2 separate regions of the Homo sapiens genome follow, and region 2 is linked to region 1. The links are chromatin loops, found by intact Hi-C in ENCODE. Cell type or tissue: B cell. All regions are shown on one strand. Each heading gives the region's core, and the rest is flanking DNA. Links, peaks and the distances in the headings are about the cores only.

Evidence for each region. Hi-C counts contacts between places; a loop is a spot of excess contacts. Peaks named below come from ENCODE experiments on the same cell type or tissue, not always from the same donor. Only the 100,000 strongest peaks of a DNase experiment are listed, where the experiment ranks them.
Region 2: it touches region 1 in a loop (1.9-fold over the local background); 3 of 110 quality-filtered maps call a loop at or near these places.

What each region holds. Positions count from the first base shown.
Region 1 is chr21:29,169,685-29,172,605 of GRCh38, forward strand. All of the region lies in intron 4 of MAP3K7CL (MAP3K7 C-terminal like), which reads left to right. Among named protein-coding and RNA genes, the nearest start is that of LINC00189, 22 kb to the right of the region's middle. In B cell, for the core only: no CTCF peak of the experiment used is centred there; a DNase peak (open chromatin) is centred at 1,567; H3K27ac peaks cover 555 bases.
Region 2 is chr21:29,120,268-29,123,188 of GRCh38, forward strand. It overlaps a transcript of MAP3K7CL not described here. Among named protein-coding and RNA genes, the nearest start is that of MAP3K7CL, 8.9 kb to the right of the region's middle. RefSeq lists enhancers at 1,568-1,617, 1,768-1,947, 2,358-2,427. In B cell, for the core only: no CTCF peak of the experiment used is centred there; a DNase peak (open chromatin) is centred at 1,694; H3K4me3 peaks cover 854 bases; H3K27ac peaks cover 1,679 bases.

The DNA.
Region 1 (2,921 bases), core at 189-2,688:
AATATTTATTCCAGTGATGGATCCATGTCTCAAACTCCTGCAATGTAAAGAATCTCCTTAATTTTGGAATTAATTTCCATAAAGTTTGAAAGTTTTCTTAACCAATTGACTTGGACTTTCCCTTCCCCTATTTGTTTAGTAACTAAAAACCTTTCCAGGCATGTGGCTTAGGATGGAGGCAACAGATGAGCTATGGTGGACTCCAAAGTTATGACCTTTTAGGCTATTGAATGGCGTCATGTGGAAAGCTATGTTACAGATTCATGACTGCAGAAATAAGATCTCTCTAACTGTGGTCTTCTACCCCCATATTACATTACACTGAAGGAAACGATACAAATAGAACCAATAAATCAAAGGCAGAACCACATTCTAGCCTATAATACATATTGATTTGTTCTTCAGATCATCTATTTATAAGATTGTTTTTGTAGCTTGATGTGCCAAGGTTTAATTATGAATTGCTAATGGATGAGCATAAATATGTCTATATAAATAGGTCCTGGACAGGAAACAATAGACATTTTGACAGTTTTCATTGGATGTCTGTATAATTACTTATCAAATACATGACACTAATTTAGAAACATATCCGCTGAGTCTTCTGGGTTCCAGTAAAGAAGAAATTATTATTGACTTTCTCCAATGCAAGATCAGACTAGATAATTTAGACTATTCTTTCAAATTGTAAAAATCTATGATTTTGTGATTTTTTATCTCTGACAATCAAAATTAATGACAGATAGCTTCAGGAGTTTTACATGAGGTTAGATATGGAGCCAGGGAAATAGCCATTGTTATCCCCATTACCACCACCTCCCAGACTGTGATTTGAAAGTAAAGTCCACCTAAATCATTTATATGACACAAGTAATTTGAAGAGAAAAATAGAACAGGAATAGATGATCTGTTTGATGCATAGGGGATTTAAAGCATGTCTCTCTCTCTTTCTCTTTTTTTTTTCTTTTTTTTTGGAATGGAGTCTCACTCTGTCGCCCAGGCAGGAGTGCAGTGATGTGATCTCGGCTCACTGCAGCTCCACCTCCCAGGTTCCAGCGATTCTCCTGCCTCAGCCTCCCGAGTAGCTGGGATTACAGGCACACACCACCATGCCTCGCTAATTTTTGTATTTTCGGTAGATACAGGGTTTCACCATGTTGGCCAGGCTGGTCTCAAACTCCTGACCTCAAGTGATCTGCCCGCCTCGGCCTCTCAAAGTGCTGGAATTACAGGTGTGAGCCTCTGTGCCTGCCTCTTTTTTTTTTTTTTTTAATTTATATAGGCTTTACTCATTAATGTTTAAAAATAATTACATGAGGAATTTTACTAATTAATATTTAATTATTGACATTTACTACCTAAGCTATGCTTAGGGACACAAAACTCTAAACATTTAATCAGAAGATAGGCTTGATTTCTGGCTCACTCTTATTAGCTGTGTGACTTTTTCCTTTAAATGGAGCACTTTCAGTTTCTATTTCCTCATTTTTAAAACATAAATTACTGTATCTCTGAGCTACCTTTTTCTTCAATTATTTATTCAGTAAGTATTTATTGTGAGCCTATTCTATTCTAAACAGCATGGAAGATCCAAAAATCAGTAACAGCCCAAAGGAACTTTGTTTATATGCGTATCAGTGATGTACCTTATCTTCCAGTTTTGGACACTTTCTAACATCTGGTTTTGCTCAGTGGACACCAAAGTGGGTATCCAAGGCAGGCCATTGGGTGCAGGAAGAAAATACTAGAACTTTTATCCTTATTTACTCCTTGTCTTTTTTTCAGGATAACTGCATTTTGATAGTTTCAAACTTAGAGAAAAATTGCAAAAGTAGTATAGAGAACTCCCAACCGGGCGTGGTGGTTCACGCCTGTAATCCCAGCACTTTGGGAGGCTGAGGCGGGAGGATCACCTGAGGTCAGGACCAGCTTAGTCAACATGGTGAAACCCCATCTCTACTAAAAATACAAAAATTAGCCAAGTGTGGCGCACACACCTGTAGTCCCAGCTACTCGCGAGGCTGAGGCAGGAGAATCGCTTGATCCCAGGAGGCAGAGGTTGAAGTGAGCCGACATCACGCCACCGCACTCCAGTCTGGGTGACAGAGTGAGACTCCATCTCAAAAAAAAAAAAAAAAAAAAAAACAACACTCCCATATATCCTTTACTGGATTCACCAGTTACTAAACTTTCCCCAGTTGTGCCTTATTCTTCCTCCCACGACAGTACTGGGGTTTTCTTTCTCTCATACACACACATATACATATATACATATGTGTATGTATATATGTGTGTAAATACATGTATGTATACGTATGCATATATGTGTGTCATCATGCTCCACATTGCCCTAAACACTTCAGTAAGTATAGTCTAAAACAATAACATTCTCTCATTTAACCATGGTATAATAATTAAAATCAAGAAATTTAGCATTGATATATTATTATTATTTAATTCACAGTCCATATTCAAATTGCATCAATTTCCCAATAATGTTCTTCAAAACTATTTTTTTTTCAGTTCAGAATAGCACATTGCCTGTGTTGTCATTTTCTTTTTTTTTTTTTTTTTTTTGGTTTCTTTAAATACGGAGGAGTTCTTAACATTTTTAAAGATACAGGTTAACAATTTTGTAGAATTTCCCTGAATTTGATTTGGTCTGTATGATTAGATATAGAGTGTACATTTTTGGCAGGAATACCACAGAAATGATGTGTGTTTCACAGTGCATGTGATGTCTATTTATCTCATGACTAGCAGTGTCAACTTTGGTCATTTGGTGAAAGTGGCCTTCCAGTTTTCATCACACATTTCCCTTTTCAATTAAGTAATTTGTAGGAGACACTGAGGTTATGTAAATATTTTGTTCCTTATCAGACTTTCACCCCCCAGGTTTAGCATCCGGTCTTATCCTGTTA
Region 2 (2,921 bases), core at 233-2,732, 49 kb before region 1:
GTATCTTTGGCACCAATGAAAAGGTATCTCCTACAAAGGCAATTTGAGCCATATACCATAAACAGGATTTTGGTGTGTCAATGAAGAGATTTAATTTTGGCAAACAAATTAGCTCTTACACTTTATGAGCTCTGGAACTTTGGGCAAATCATTGAAACTTTGTAAGTCTCAGTTAGTTCCTCTATAAAGCAGGAATTTACAGTAGCTGTCTTAAAGGGGCGTTTTGTGCATTAAATTACATCATGGGTATGAAAAGGGCCTAGCTGAGTGTCTGGGACATAGTATTTGCCCCACATAATTCATTTCTCATCACCTTAAAACCAGAATATTTCATGGGATTTCGACATATTCTACTCATGAAGGTATTAACATAGAATGTTTGAGTCTCTTTTCTTTCTTTCTTTTTCTTTCTTTCTTTCTTTCTGTTTCTTTCTTTCCTTTCTCTCCTTCTCTCTTTCTTTTCCTTCCTTCCTTCCTTCTTCCTTCCTTCCTTTTCTTTCATCAATTTGAGGAATAGGCTGGGCATGGTGGCTCATGCCTATAATCCCAGCACTTTGGGAGGCCAAGGTGGGTGGATTGCTTTAGCCCAGGAGTTCGAGACCAGCCTGGGCAACATGGTGAAACCCCACTTCTACAAAAAATACAAAAATTAGCTAGGCATGGTGACATATACCTGTAGTTCCGGCTACTTGGGAGTCTGAGGTGGGAGCATCACTTGAGCCTCGGAGGTTGAGGCATCAGTGAGCTATGATTGTGCCACTGTACTTCAGCCTGGGCAACAGAGTCAGATATATATATATAGTGTATATATGAGAAATAATGCCTTTCTTACCCAACTTCATTCATGAAACCGTATTGCAGGCTTCATCTGTTCAAGTACTCTACCCATTATCTACAGTGAAGGAAATGGCACTCAAGTTTGGGCAATGACTGTCTTACCTGGGAATTCTGAGGGAAAAGGTCTTCCCTTCATGGGTTTGTAAAGCTGGTAGGACATAAATGTAGGCAGCTGGTGGCCAACTCATGGGAAAACTCCATCTGAAAATGAAGCTAAAATAAAGAAAGCTGACCATGAAGTGGAGTAAGTTAGTTCCCTAACGGTATCAGTTGTGCCTTTGGTAAATCAATGTCTAAACAAAAAGGTCCCTGGATTTCCTACTTTTGTGAACCAATAATTACCTGTTGGTATTCAAGCTAATGTTAAGTTAGTTCTTGACTCCTGCAACTGAAAGAATATAGGCTCATTCAGAGCTAAACTTCTTTTTTCTTTTTTCTCATTCACATGGGAGGTTTGGTTGGCATTTGGTCCTTTCTTGCAGTAGGAGGATGTCCAAGTAAAGACATAAACCAGAAAGGTAGTGAGCCAGATCTTTAATGAGCCAAGCAGTTCAGTGTTTGGGATTTTTAGAAATACTTCAATGAGTTTCCTTTATAATTTCAGTAAAGATATGACCTTAACATTGAAGCTTATTTGAGAAATGTCTGAAGGGTACTTAGGCTACATCTCGTAGGCCTTCTGATTTTAAGAGGCTTGTATTCATGGATAAATGTAGCTGTGGTTGGGGAAAAAAGAGAGAGACCAACATTTATGAACACCAGGCACTCAGCACTTTCCTCACAATGTGTTCTTGCTGCATGAAGACCAAGGATGTCACAGGCACTAGTCAAATTTGAGTTGCAAAGCAGGCCACAGAGGGAAAGTCCTGCAAGTACTCAGTCATCAGCATGGGGAGGAGGAACTCAAACCAAGTGTACACTACAGAATGTGTCCCATGTTCATGTTTGTGCACCTGTTTGGTTTCTGGAAAGTGCTCCCTCATGTTAAATTTATGTAGTTAAGTTGTAAAACAGGAAATCTTCCTTGACCCTTTGCAGGATTTGTGAAAGGGGTGGCTTGTTTACTGAGCCCGCAGCACTCAATCCCTTACGGGATGGGGAACATGCAGGTAAGTGGGTGCGGGGGCCAGGATGAGTGCTTCTGGGTGTCAGCGGGAGCAGAACTTTGTGCGGCCCTGTGACAGCATCTGGGGGGGTACCCGTGACCCCTGGAGCCCTGAGGGCATGTATTACACTGCAGTTTTTTAGCTTTGCTGTTCACGGATGGCTTAAGTGTTTAACAGCTCAATGTGACAGCCCTCTGTATCCTGAGCTCTCATTCAGTGTCCAGGAAGAATCAGGTTGCACGAACGAATTGAAGATGGTAAATTGTGGGCGATTTTATTGCCAATGAAACTGGCTTTTAGTGGAATGGAGAGCTGGAAAGGGGATGGAGCGGGAACGTGGTCTTCCCCTGGAGTTTGGCCATCCACTGCCAAACTCTTCTTCGAGGCCCTGCCGTCAAGCCGTCCCTCTTAAGTTAAGCTGCTTCTCACCAACGTCTAGCTGCTGCTGCTTTTCTCTACTTCTCTGCCGCTCTGCTGCCAGTGGCGGCTGGGGTTTTTCTGGGTACAGGATGGGGGTCAGGGCAGGCCAGGGTGATTTTGGAAAAGGCAACATTCGGGTGGGAAATGAGGAATGCATGTTCTTACTTTGGGCCATGGGTCCAGGTTTGAGGGTGGGGTCCTCACTGGGGACTGCCCTCTTCTACCCAGTATTTTCCTGCCTCCTGTCTGTATCAATTGTATTTTAAATTTGTTACTTTATTTGAATTTAAATTATAAAATTGGTTGATAAGAACTTTGTACATTTGATTTTGTAAGAGTTTTATAAAAAGATTATATATAGTTTTATGCTTATACTTAAGTAATGCTATTTTCAAAATGAAGTCAATACTGGAGAAGAAATGATCTTTTTTTTTTTTTTTTTTTTTTTTGAAATGGAGTTTTGCTCTTGTTGCCCAGGCTGAAGTGCAATGGCGTGATCTTGGCTCACTGCAACCTCTGCCTCCTGGGTACAAGTGATTCCCCTGCCTCAGCCTCTGA